2 separate regions of the Homo sapiens genome follow, and region 1 is linked to region 2. Evidence: chromatin contacts called from ENCODE Hi-C or POLR2A ChIA-PET data. All regions are on one chromosome and are shown on one strand. The core of a region is the stretch at or near the end of the contact, and the rest is flanking DNA. Distances in the headings are between cores, read along the strand shown.

Region 1 (2,700 bases), core at 92-2,591, 300 kb after region 2:
GAAACTGGCAGGTGGGGTGCAGGCAAAGCTGGAGAGAACAGGAGCTTCCTCTCAGGGCCCAGCCCGGGTGGGGGTGGGGGAAGCTCTCCTGTCCCATGGGGATGACTTCACAGCCCTTGCATGTGACCCTTGGGTCCAGTATCGATCCCCACCACTGCTTCCCTGGTGCGCACAGCCAGCCCGACCCCTGGATCTGTTTCAGTTGAAAATTTGACTTCTGAAGACTTTTCAAAGGCCGGGCGCAGTGGCTTATGCCTGTAATCCCAGCAGTTTGGGAGACGGGCGGATCACCTGAGGTCTGGAGTTTGAGACCAGCCTGACCAAAATGGAGAAACCCCGTCTCTACTAAAAATAGAAAATTAGCTGGGCGTGGTGGCGCATGCCTGTAAACTCAGCTACTCAGGAGGCTGAGGCAGGAGAATCGCTTGAACCCAGGAGGCGGAGGCTGTGGTGAGCCGAGATTATGCCATTGCACTCCAGCCTGGGCAACAAGAACGAAACTCCGTCTCAAAAAAAAAAAAAAAAAAAAAAAGACTTTTGCGGCAGGATCAGAATTTTCAAGAGCCATACACTGAGGATGGCCTTAGCCATGGCATCCAGACCCTTTATTTATAAGAGAAATGAAATATTTGGATATAGTTAAAGCACTTTAAACTTTTTTTTTTTTTTTTGAGACGGAGTTTAGCTCTTGTTGCCTAGGCTGGAGTGCAATGGCACCATCTCGGCTCACCCCAACCTCCGCCTCCCGGGTTCAAGCGATTCTCCTGCCTCAGCCTCCCGAGTAGCTGGGATTACAGGCATGTGCCACCACGCCCGGCTAATTTTGTATTTTTAGTAGAGACAGGGTTTCTCCATGTTGGTCAGGCTGGTCTCAAACTCCTGACCTCAGGTGATCCGCCAGCCTCAGCCTCCCAAAGTGCTGGGATTATAGGCGGGAGCCACCGCGCCCGGCCCAGCACTTTAAACTTTTGTTTTCATACCCTTGATCCCCATTTCCTTGGACACGTGCTGTGGGCCCCGCCCGCTGCCCTGATCACTAGCCAGGTTATCAGCCCAGGGGACGGGTTACATTCTCAAATAACCTAGCAAGAGGCCTGCTGGAGGGCAGCAGGGGAAAATGGAAGACCCGAATCTTTAGACAAGTCTATTTTCAGACTCGCTCCTTTCTCTACCAAACCTGAGCTGCTTCCGATTCTCCTTCTCTCTTCCCCAAACTGGGCTCTAACCCCCGTCCTCTGAATCCATGCCCGGGGAAGGTGGCTACGGGCACTGGCCCTGTCGGGGGCTGCCTACTCACCCGCCGCGGGAGGGGCCAGGTCAGCAGGGCGGCGACAGGAAGAAATGCGGGGACAGGGGCACGGGCGGTGGCAGGGGAAAGGCGGACAGCAGCCATGGGTCGCGGGTCTCGGGGGCCGTCAGCAGGCTGAAGGGAGAGGGTCGCGCGGGCAGCGGCGGAAGCGGATGCGGCGGCGGCTCGGAGACCAGGGGCGGGCGGACGAGCGCGCCCACGGGCCCAGGGGCTGAGGCGACGGCGGACACGGGCAGCGGAAGCAGCGGTAGGAGCGCGGGCGGAGCGCGCGGGCGCGGGCAGGCGCGGCAGGTCCTGCAGTGCGAGCACGGCGGCGGAGAGCGCGGGTGAGCAGGCTTCGGGCGGCAGCTCGGGCAGTGCCAGATGCGCGCCGGGGCCCCAGGGCGCCAGCGGCTCGGGCCGCAGCGGGAGCGCGGGCAGCGGTGGCAGCTCGGCCAGGGCGAGAGCGGAGGGCGTCGGCGGCCCGGGGCTCAGGCCGGGCGGCAGGCCGGGCAACGGCGGGTGCGGCAGGGACGGCGGGGGCAGCGGGGTGGGCGGCAGCGTCGAGCGGGCCCGGCCCAATCGCGAGTGGGCGCGGGCGCGGGCGAGCCGCGGGTGCGAGCTGGAGCGGGGCAGCCGCGCCGCCAGCTTGGCTGCGGCCGCCACCCCGGTTGCGGCCGCCAGCCCAGGGCCCCAGAGCGCGCCGCCAGCCGTGACCTGGTACCTCGGGAGGTGGCCAAGCGCCGCACTCCGAGCGGCCCAGCCAATCGCAGATGCTCGCCGCCGCACCCCAACCAATCACGGGCCAGTGCGCTCGCGGTCTACGGGTCCCACCCGGCAGCTGTCAAGGGCTACCCTTGGCAGCCAATCAGAGATATGAGCGCGCTCCGCCAAGTTCTTCTTCCCGCCCTCTCCTGGTCCCAGCCAATCGCTGTGTCCCAGGTGCCGCAGCTGCTCCCCGCCCTCAGCTAGCCTGGCTATCAGGCGCTGCACACGCGCAGTGGGCGCCCCCACCTGGCTTGAGGATCTGCGGATTCGCTGCGACACCGAGGCGCGGCGCCTCACCAATTTTTTTTTTGTTTGTTTTTTAGGTGGCTTTTTTGGGGACTGAGCCCCTCACTCTGGCGCCCAGGCTACATTGCAGTGGCGCGGTCTTGGCTCAGTGAAGCCTCGACCTGCCGGACTAAAGCAGTTCTCCCGCCTCAGCCTCCCCAAGTAGCCGGGACTACAGGTGCACGCCACCACACCCGGCTAATTATTATGGTCTTTAAATTTAAAAAAAAAATTTTTTTTAGACGGAGTCTCGCTCTATCCCCCAGGCTGGAGTGCATTGGCGCAGTCTCAGCTGCAACCTCCGCCTCCTGGTTCAAACGAGTCTCCTGCCTCAGCCTCCTGAGCAGATGGGATTACGG
Region 2 (2,700 bases), core at 71-2,570:
TTTCAGACAATGTCTCCCAAGTAAGCAACAAGATGCTCATCATTCTTTGCAACACACATAAAGGGTGCCATGCAGATGATTTATACGAATTTTGTTTTTTTTTTTGAGATGGAGTCTCGCCCTGTCACCCAGGCTGGAGTGCAGTGGCGTGATCTCAGCTCACTGCAACTTCCACCTCCCCGGTTGAAGCCATTCTCCTGCCTCAGCCTCCCGACTAGCTGGGATTACAGGCGCGTGCCACCATGCCCGGCTAATTTTTGTGTTTTTAGTAGAGACAGGGTTTCACCATCTTGGCCAGGGTGGTCTCGATCTCCTGACCTCGTGATCCACCCATCTTGGCCTCCCAAAGTGCTGGGATTACAGGCGTCAAACACCGCGCCAGGCCTATATGAATTTTTAACTGTGCTTACTTGATCTGGAGAAAATTACAGCTGACCTCTGTTTACAAAATATCAACTTGTAAAAAAGGATATTTTATTTACAAAATATCAAGTCGTATTTTCTTTCTGTCGCTGATGTTTATGAAATATCAACTCCAACAGGAGTTGGTGACGATGAAAGTGAAACTTTCTGCTGACTTTGTATTTCTCCAAAGGTCATTTAGACTTCTAAGGGGGGCTGAGGAGAGCCGTGAGCCTCACTTTTCCTGAAGTGAGCCAGCAGAAACGGCACCGAAATTCTGCCCAGGATGCCACCGGTATTCAAAGAAGTGGCCAGCTCCTTGCTGCCCACCCCGGTTCCAGAAGCAAAGAGACACTTCCTATGTTTTTGCATCAGTAGAAGCTGCTAGCCCTGAGGCTCAACCGACCGCATGACATCGGCCGGACACGGAAATGCCGGCGGAGGCGGGAAAGAGTCTGCGGGCGCAGCTGCAGGCACTGCTGCCCGCCAGCACTCGGATTCGCCACAGCCTGTGTCTGCGACAGGCGTGCCCGTGGGCACTGGGCAAGCGGGCAGTGTCCCAGCGAGCTTCAGCCGCGCCTCTGGGATACAGCTGCGAAAAGCGGGGAGAGAATGGTTTCTCGTGCCCGACGGTGGCCCCGCCTCAGGCTCCAGCCGCGCGGCCCGGAAGCGCCGCGGCCACCGCCTACGGAAAATGGCTGCCTCCCTGCGGCCGCCGCCGCTCCAGCGGCTCCAGGGTCGAAGCCATAGGGGAAGCCGCTTCTCGGTTACCTCGGCCAGCTTGGCTTCCGTGGAGGCCGCTCCTCGCTTTCTGAGGCTCAAACGCAAGCCACCGCCCGAAAGGCCGCCGATCTGAGGAGCGCAACCGCCAGCCCACCGCTGGCCTACCGCAGCCCTGTCCAGGTACAGAGCCAGAGCGCCGGCCGGAAGTGGAAGTGACGCTTTCCGAGGGTGGCGCAGGCCCGCCCTCTGGCTAAGGCGCCTGAGCCCGGCCTACTTCCTCGCCAGAGAAACTGCTGTCTTCCCCGGCGGTAGGGAAGGGTTAATGCCACCGAGTATCCAGACCCGCTGAAGCCTAGAGGGCCTTGTACCGGCTCACCGCGTGGCTGTCGCTGTCTCGTGTCCCCAGTGGGGGAGGCGTCGCACTGCCGCGTCTGTTCTGCGTGGCTGTCGGGCGGCGTTTGGTCCCGGGAGCCTCGCCGGGTAAGGGTCGCCTCCCAGCTGCGCGCGCCGCGTTCTCGGGCTTCCCGCGGCCCGGCCGGCCGTGCTCGAGCTGTTGCTGGGCTCGTCGCCGCCTCCTCGAGGAAGAGGCATTTTGTCCGGGTCGGGCCACTCGCTAGGTCAGAAACAGCGGCCCCCCGAGGGTTTTGTACCGTTTTCTAGGTCTCGTGACGCATTCCCCACAACTATTTTTTCTTGAGGTAGGTTTGAACCTGTGAAATAGGTTCTTTTTCTATCTCTCCTTGACAGAGAAACGGAGACCTAAGAAGTGACTTGCTCAGGGTCACATAGCTCAGCAGTGGCGGCCGCTAATCGGAAATAGCTCTCCTGTTGTGGTATCCTCTGCGTTTTCCACTCCAGTATTCTTCCCTGGAAAATGGGAACCTTGTTTTCATCTTATATCTCATGCAGCGCCTAACATAGTCACCTGGTAAGATAGGCATTCCACACATATTTACTGAATCATAGTTATAAGAATCTGAGTGTTTTGGGTGTTCAGTGATCTCTGAATTAATCCGTTTTTGTAATGTCAGTCTGTACCAGTTGAGGGATTATTTAATAAGTCCAGTATGAGTGGTTTCGGAATTACCAGTTTTTGTAACGTCAGCTTATACCAGTCAAGGGACTATTTATTAAGTCAGCTATGTGTAGCCAATATTGCAGAGTTGAGTAAGAAGTCTTTGTCCTTAAGCAATCTCTTGAAAGGACTGAGCAATTTCGTGAATATCAGTAACACAAGGGTAAGAATAGGACATAAACTGAATGCTGTGAGAACTCCAAGAAAATCCAAGTTGATTTGGGGTTGGGGGAAATTATAAAAGACCTTGAGGGATTTTGTCCACAGCAGGGAATGGAGACACTTTCCAGGCAGAGGGAAGGGTAGGAGTAAAGGCTTTAAAAGCTGGAAACATTAGACTGTGAGATCTTAGGTACGTTTTTACTGAGTTGGGCTGCATTTAGAGGAAGAGTTTTAAAAGTTAGAAAACGAGTTTATGTGGCACTTATACTGGAGTCCTTTGAATGGGAATGAAAAGAGTGCATTTAAGAAAGTAAATCCTGGCCGGGCGCGGTGGCTTA

The links. A loop is a pair of places that touch in the nucleus more often than their neighbours do. ChIA-PET counts read pairs that join two places held with the same protein, here RNA polymerase II (POLR2A). Pooled maps may share reads with other maps.
Region 1: a loop to region 2 is called in a pooled map, with 7 times the contacts of the local background. The contact joins the enhancer-like site here to the promoter of ZNF75A in region 2. A Hi-C loop is called at or near these places in 2 of 50 pooled maps. POLR2A ChIA-PET finds 5 or more read pairs at or near these places in 4 of 52 experiments (AG04450, CD8-positive, alpha-beta T cell, WTC11 and 1 more).

What each region holds. Positions count from the first base shown.
Region 1 is chr16:3,003,477-3,006,176 of GRCh38, reverse strand. No RefSeq gene overlaps it. Among named protein-coding and RNA genes, the nearest start is that of CLDN9, 8.1 kb to the left of the region's middle. RefSeq lists enhancers at 1-209, 2,015-2,309, 1,456-2,414 and silencers at 1,871-1,960, 1,971-2,070, 2,015-2,309, 2,057-2,350. Within about 2 kb of position 1,341, at least 13 of the 41 ENCODE cell types and tissues checked have a DNase peak (open chromatin) inside an H3K27ac peak, as active enhancers do.
Region 2 is chr16:3,304,117-3,306,816 of GRCh38, reverse strand. ZNF75A (zinc finger protein 75A) reads right to left here and starts at 1,320. Exons shown (of 7, transcript NM_001302109.2): 1 at 1,174-1,320. It overlaps TIGD7 (tigger transposable element derived 7), which reads left to right and starts at 1,387. Exons shown (of 2, transcript NM_033208.4): 1 at 1,387-1,605. RefSeq lists an enhancer at 1,297-1,826.